2 separate regions of the Homo sapiens genome follow, and region 2 is linked to region 1. Evidence: chromatin loops called from intact Hi-C (ENCODE). Cell type or tissue: ovary. All regions are shown on one strand. Each heading gives the region's core, and the rest is flanking DNA. Links, peaks and the distances in the headings are about the cores only.

Region 1 (2,818 bases), core at 268-2,767:
TGTGAGCTCCATGGCGATAGATCTTCACATTTGTTTTCTTTTTAATTGAGGTAAACTACATATAACAAAATTTAGCATGTTAACCATTTTGAAGGATACAGTTAAGTAGTATTAAATATGCTCATTGTTAGGCAATCTCCAGGACTTTTTTTATTTTGCAAAACTGAATGAAGCAGCGTACCCACTAAACTAGACCTTCCAGTTTTTTTAGTGCAGCTGAAAAGGTAGACTTTTGGAAACAGTCACCCTGTTTTCAGAACAAAATACTTGGGAAGCTGCCTGATGATCTAACCTGCCCTCTATATTTCTGTTATCCATTAGTTAAATCTCTTAGTTTTAACTTTTTATTAACTCTCTTCCCTCTTCACTAGCTTTTAGGTTCTATGCAGTAGTCTGCATTTCTTTTTGTCCCCATAGCAAACTACCGTAAGAGTGGACACCACAGGCTCAGTCTTCAGCACCATGGATGGGTTGATTTTTACATTTCTACCCTCAACCAAAAACGCACACGCCTTAACCCTACTTCATGTGTGTATCTTTATTTTGACTTTTACCCTTCCTCTTTAAAAGCGCATTGGCAAAACAGGAGTGCCAAGGTATCTAGCTGGAGTTCAGCGCAAGGCAGTCAGAACTGGCCAAAGATGTCTTCAGAAGGGAAGTCTTTTGTAATTCCCATGCTTTCTTTGTTTACATGCCTACTTTAGAGCTTAAGAAGAAATTACAATAAATGGGCCTTTGTGAATTTTCTGTAAGTTAACTCTTGTTAGGAGTAAGCCAAGCCAAAACCTTTTGAATTAAACAATTTTTGGTATTCTTTCTCTTGAGGGTAAAAACTCATGACTCAGCTAGCTTTATTTAATCTCCATAGTTAAGGAGGCTATACATATTGAAAGGTATGTTTTTAATATGAAATAATTATTTTATGGCAGCTTTCACTTTGCAGTGTGACTTTTTCTGATTTGCTCCTGGTAGTAGCCCATGAGTTAGGCAGGTGTATCATTTCCTTTTAAATGTAAGGGAATTAATATGCAAAGAGTTTAATGGATTTGCCAAAGGCTACACAGCTTGAACTTAAGACCCCGGAGATTAAATTCTGCACAAAATCAACTATGCCTTAGCTGTCTCTTACCTATTTATACATGTTACTGGAATTGTTAGTACACACCATGTGATAATCTAGAACTTCCTCCCCATTTTCTCTGTAACCCAAGTTAAAGAGAAATGGAGTAGTACTCTTTCAAAGGTGTATGTTTTTGATGGTAGGGGAAAGCTGTAACGAGGGTGAGCTGGGGAAGGATTAAATGATACTACATTTTTTTTGCTGATCAATAAGGTGGGTTGAAAAAATGATACTACATTTTGAAGAAATGTTTTTTAGTTTTTTGTAAAATTGTTATTTATAAACATGCATTCTTTTAAAAGCCTTAATTAAATACGAATTTAGATTCTAAATTCCTTAATTACAAACCAAAAGGGAGTAAAGTTCAATGAATTTGGGGACTGGTCTGAGTAGTATTTAAGCACAGGTTTTATGCATATCATGAAGTCCCAGTTTCTCATTTTATAAAACCATTTCTGCCCAAGCCATATGTGTTGGATTAGTCCCTAAGCATGGAAGCTGTGGAGAAAGCTCAGTGTATTGAGGAATACATTGCCGGCTTCATGCCTCCTCCCTATACCAAGGAAAAAAATGTTAACTAAAAGTGTAGAGTAGCCATTATAGTTGTTCACTACATACTGCCCAGTTTTTTTGTTTTGTTTTGGTTTTGTTCTCAAAAAAACAAATTTTTAAAGGTGTTATATTTCAGAGTCATTTTGTTAAGGGCAGCGAAATTTTGTTTTTGTTTTTGTTTTTGTTTTTTAAACTGTAGAAATTGGCCCAGGCTATGTATTATTCTCACCTCTTTCTTTCAACAAATTAACAAAATATATAACAAAGCATTTGTCCTCTCTTATGTGTTGGTTAAAGCTTAATATAGGTACCTAAAGGTACACTAAAGGCACACTCAAGGTATGCCATATTTGGGGCACTAAACACTTCATTATCAGCAACACATAGATTGGCCTGGTGTGGTGGCTCATGCCTATAATCCCAGCAGTTTGGGAGGCTGAGGTGGGTGGATCACCTAAGGTTAGGAGTTCGAGACCAGCCTGGCCAACATGGCGAAACCCCATCTCTACTAAAAATACAAAAATAAGCTGGGTGTCATAGTGCAGCCTATAGTCCCAGCTACTCCGGAGGCTGAGGCAGGAGAATTGCTTGAACCCAGGAGGCAGAGATGGCAGCGAGCCAAGATCACGCCACTGCACTCCAGCCTGGGCAACAGAGTGAGATTCCGTCTCAAAAAAAAAAAAAAATAGTTGGAGTTCACTTTGGAGCTTGTTTTCCTTGAGAGAGTTCCCTGCCTTGTAACAAGTTCTGTATGCTTTTTGTGTGTTTTCCCGTTTGTTACTGAAATTTTAAGTTCATTTTCCCTGAGTGGTTGTAATTAGTTATTCATTTTGAGGTGGTTAGACCTATTGAATTTTCAGCTCTCTGAAAACTTTTATGTGTTACATGGGAATCTTTATACTGTGATCTTAAACTTCAGAAGTAGTTAGGAGAGCATAATGGGGATTGGACTGGTAGAAACAGGACATAGTGGTCAGAAGATTACGTTAGATGATCAGTGTGCAGCTCTCAGTAGTGCTTGACTCCTAGTAAGCACTTAACGAGTGTTAGCTACTGTTATCAGAAGCATGCTATACTTTTGTGCAAAAAATGAGGGAAGGTTGAGATTTTAAAAAGAGAAACATGGTGTTTGGAACCTGGAGCAGC
Region 2 (2,818 bases), core at 307-2,806, 70 kb after region 1:
GCAATGCAGAGTTCTATATTGTTTCTATCTGACCTGGCAGTTTTGTGCTGACGACATCCAGTGACCTTGTATTCATTTGCTAGGACCACTGTAACAAAGTAGCACAAGCTGGATGGCTTAAACAACAGAAATTTATTTCCCAGTTCTGGAATTTGGAAGTCCAAGATCACTGTGTCAGCAGGATTGGTTCCTTCTGAAGGCGGTGAGGGAAGGATGTGTTCCAGGCCTCCCTCCTAGCTCCCGGTGGTTTGCAGGTAATCATCAAATATGCATCACCCTGACCTCTGCTGTCATATTCACATGGCATTCTTCCTGTGTGCCTGTCTGTGTGTCCGTCTGTGTGTACAAATTTCCCATTTGATATGGACACAGTCATATCCGATTAGGCGCCACTCTAATGACCTCATTGTGACTCGATCACCTGCCAAAACCCTCTTTCCAAACAAGGGCACATTTACACACCCTGGGGGTAAGAACTTCAACATTTTCGGTGATAGGGACACATTTCAATTCATTACAGACCTCAAGATCTAGTTTGTATCTTAAAGGCAAGAGAAATGCACTTGTTTGCAGGTGTGTATTGCCTTTCCCCATTAATCCCAGAGCTGGAGATTGATATCAGTACCCAAACCCTGGGCAGAGGGATAAAAGGGGCTTTTGTGTTTCTCTTCCTGCCCGTTTAGTCTTCCTATCTCTTATCACTACATCCTATGCCTTTAGGCTGTCTCAGCCTCCTCAGATCCTAGAGAGAGGAAGCTGTCAAATCCTCCTAGATCTCTTGCCCTCTACCCCCTGCTTTGTGATCCAAATCCTGCTTATACTCAGCATGGCTGCAGAGGCCTCTAATTGGGGGTGGGAGTGTGGGAGTGAGGAGTGGAGGAGGGGTGGTCTTCAGCACATTGATGAGGCTTCCTAGGAAGGAAGTGGCTTCTGGGCACAGTCCAGAAGTCAGAAAATCTCTGCGGCCATTGCTTTACTTGCTTCTCTCTCACTTTACCAGAGGTGAGTCTATCAATAGAAATACACCCTACCATCTGTTAACTTTCTACTGCCAGCCAGGCCCTGTTCTAGGAACTTTATATATAAGATCTCACTTTATTTTCATTATAATCAACATTTGTACAATGTTTTATAATTTGTGAAGCATTTTTTCATCTGACCTTTGCTATATTCTTTTGAGAGAAGAAAATCAATTTTATTTCCATTTTGTGGATGAACAACTGACTTGCTTGATGCCACACTACATATGATGTAGCTACTGCCTACTAGGTTCACAGATGCAGCCAGGTTCTCCAGGGGAGCAGCTAAAGGCCATTTTCCAGAGGAGAATTTTTTTTTTTTTTTTTTGAGACAGAGTTTCACTCTTGGTGCCCAGGCTGGAGTGAAATGGCACAATCTTGGCTCACTGCAACTTCTGCCTCCCGGATTCAAGCAATTCTCCTGCCTCAGCCTCCTGAGTAGCTGGGATTACAGTCATGCGCCACCATGCCCAGCTAATGTTTGTATTTTTAGTAGAGATGGGTTTTCTCCATTTTGGTCAGGCTGGTCTCGAACTCCCGACCTCAGGTGATCCGCCCGCCTTGGCCTCCCAAAGTGCTGGGATTACAGGCGTGAGCCAATGCACCCGGCCCAGAGGATATGTTTTGTTCCCACCTACTGTTGATAGTCTTTTAGAACCTGCCTCCTTCAAAGGCCCATGTGGAAGGCAGCCATGTCTTGGATCTCTACTCCATGCTGAAAGTAATATAAATGAGTCTCTCTCTCTCACTCATCGTGCAGGCACACACAAGCCTTGTGATCTTGCTTTTGGAAAGAAACCATGGCTTTACTTTGATAGAGTTGAGGGGTTAGTGTGTACCACCCACTGGTTCCCAAGAGACAAACCCAAGGGAAGGTGGCAAAACTTAATAGCTCATTACATTGTTCTTCCATTTATTCCTTACAAGCATCCTTTGTGCCTGGTGTAAGTCTTCCAATCTTTTTATAGAAGAAAATTAAGACTCAGAGAAGCTAGATAACTAGCCCCAGGTCACACAGTAATAGTAAGGGGCAGAGTCAGAATTTGAACTCAGACCTGTGGGTTCAAACCCCTGATGCAGTCATTATCCCTAGCCAGAGTTTTTGCTGAAGTCTTTGTTACGTATTCTTTGGGAAGCATGGCTCAGCACACAGTAGGTGCTCTATAAAGAATGATGATGTTTGTATTTGTCATTTATTGCTCCATAACAACCCCCAAACTTAGCATCTGATAACAATGCACATATATTATGTCATAGTTTCCATGGGCCAGGCATCCAGATAAGATTTAACTGAGTGGTTCTAGCTTAGGATATCTCCTATAGTTGCCGTCAAGCTGTCAGCCAGGCTTGTGGTCACCCGGGGCTGGAGGATCTGCTTCCAAGCTCACTCATGGGGTAGTTAGTAGGACTCAGCTCCTCAGAGGCTGTGGACTGCATACCTCATCACATGGGTCTCTCCATAGGCTTCCTGAATGTCCTCACAGCGTGGCAGCTGGCCTCATCTAGAGCAAGCAATTTGAGAGACAGCCCAAGATGGAAGAAGCTGCAGTCTTTTATTATCTAATCTCAGATGTGACCGACTGTCACTTCTGCCATCTTTTATTGGTCACACAGACCAGCCCTGGTACAATGTGGGAGGAGCCTACACAAGGGGGTGAATACCAAAGGGTGGAGTCCCTGGGCGCCGTCTTGCAGGCTGGCTCCTGAAGTAGACCAAAATACTTCACCCCAAAATATACTTCTTTGACGTATTTTGAGATGGCAGTTCAGAGAGCCTGCACACAGAAGTGGCCCTGCCA

What was found. Hi-C counts contacts between places; a loop is a spot of excess contacts. Peaks named below come from ENCODE experiments on the same cell type or tissue, not always from the same donor. Only the 100,000 strongest peaks of a DNase experiment are listed, where the experiment ranks them.
Region 2: it touches region 1 in a loop (2.0-fold over the local background); 3 of 110 quality-filtered maps call a loop at or near these places.

What each region holds. Positions count from the first base shown.
Region 1 is chr9:2,813,755-2,816,572 of GRCh38, reverse strand. The region is part of intron 13 of PUM3 (pumilio RNA binding family member 3); the gene reads left to right. Among named protein-coding and RNA genes, the nearest start is that of PUM3, 29 kb to the left of the region's middle. In ovary, for the core only: no CTCF peak of the experiment used is centred there; no DNase peak of the experiment used is centred there; H3K27ac peaks cover 333 bases.
Region 2 is chr9:2,743,734-2,746,551 of GRCh38, reverse strand. No RefSeq gene overlaps it. Among named protein-coding and RNA genes, the nearest start is that of KCNV2, 28 kb to the right of the region's middle. In ovary, for the core only: no CTCF peak of the experiment used is centred there; no DNase peak of the experiment used is centred there.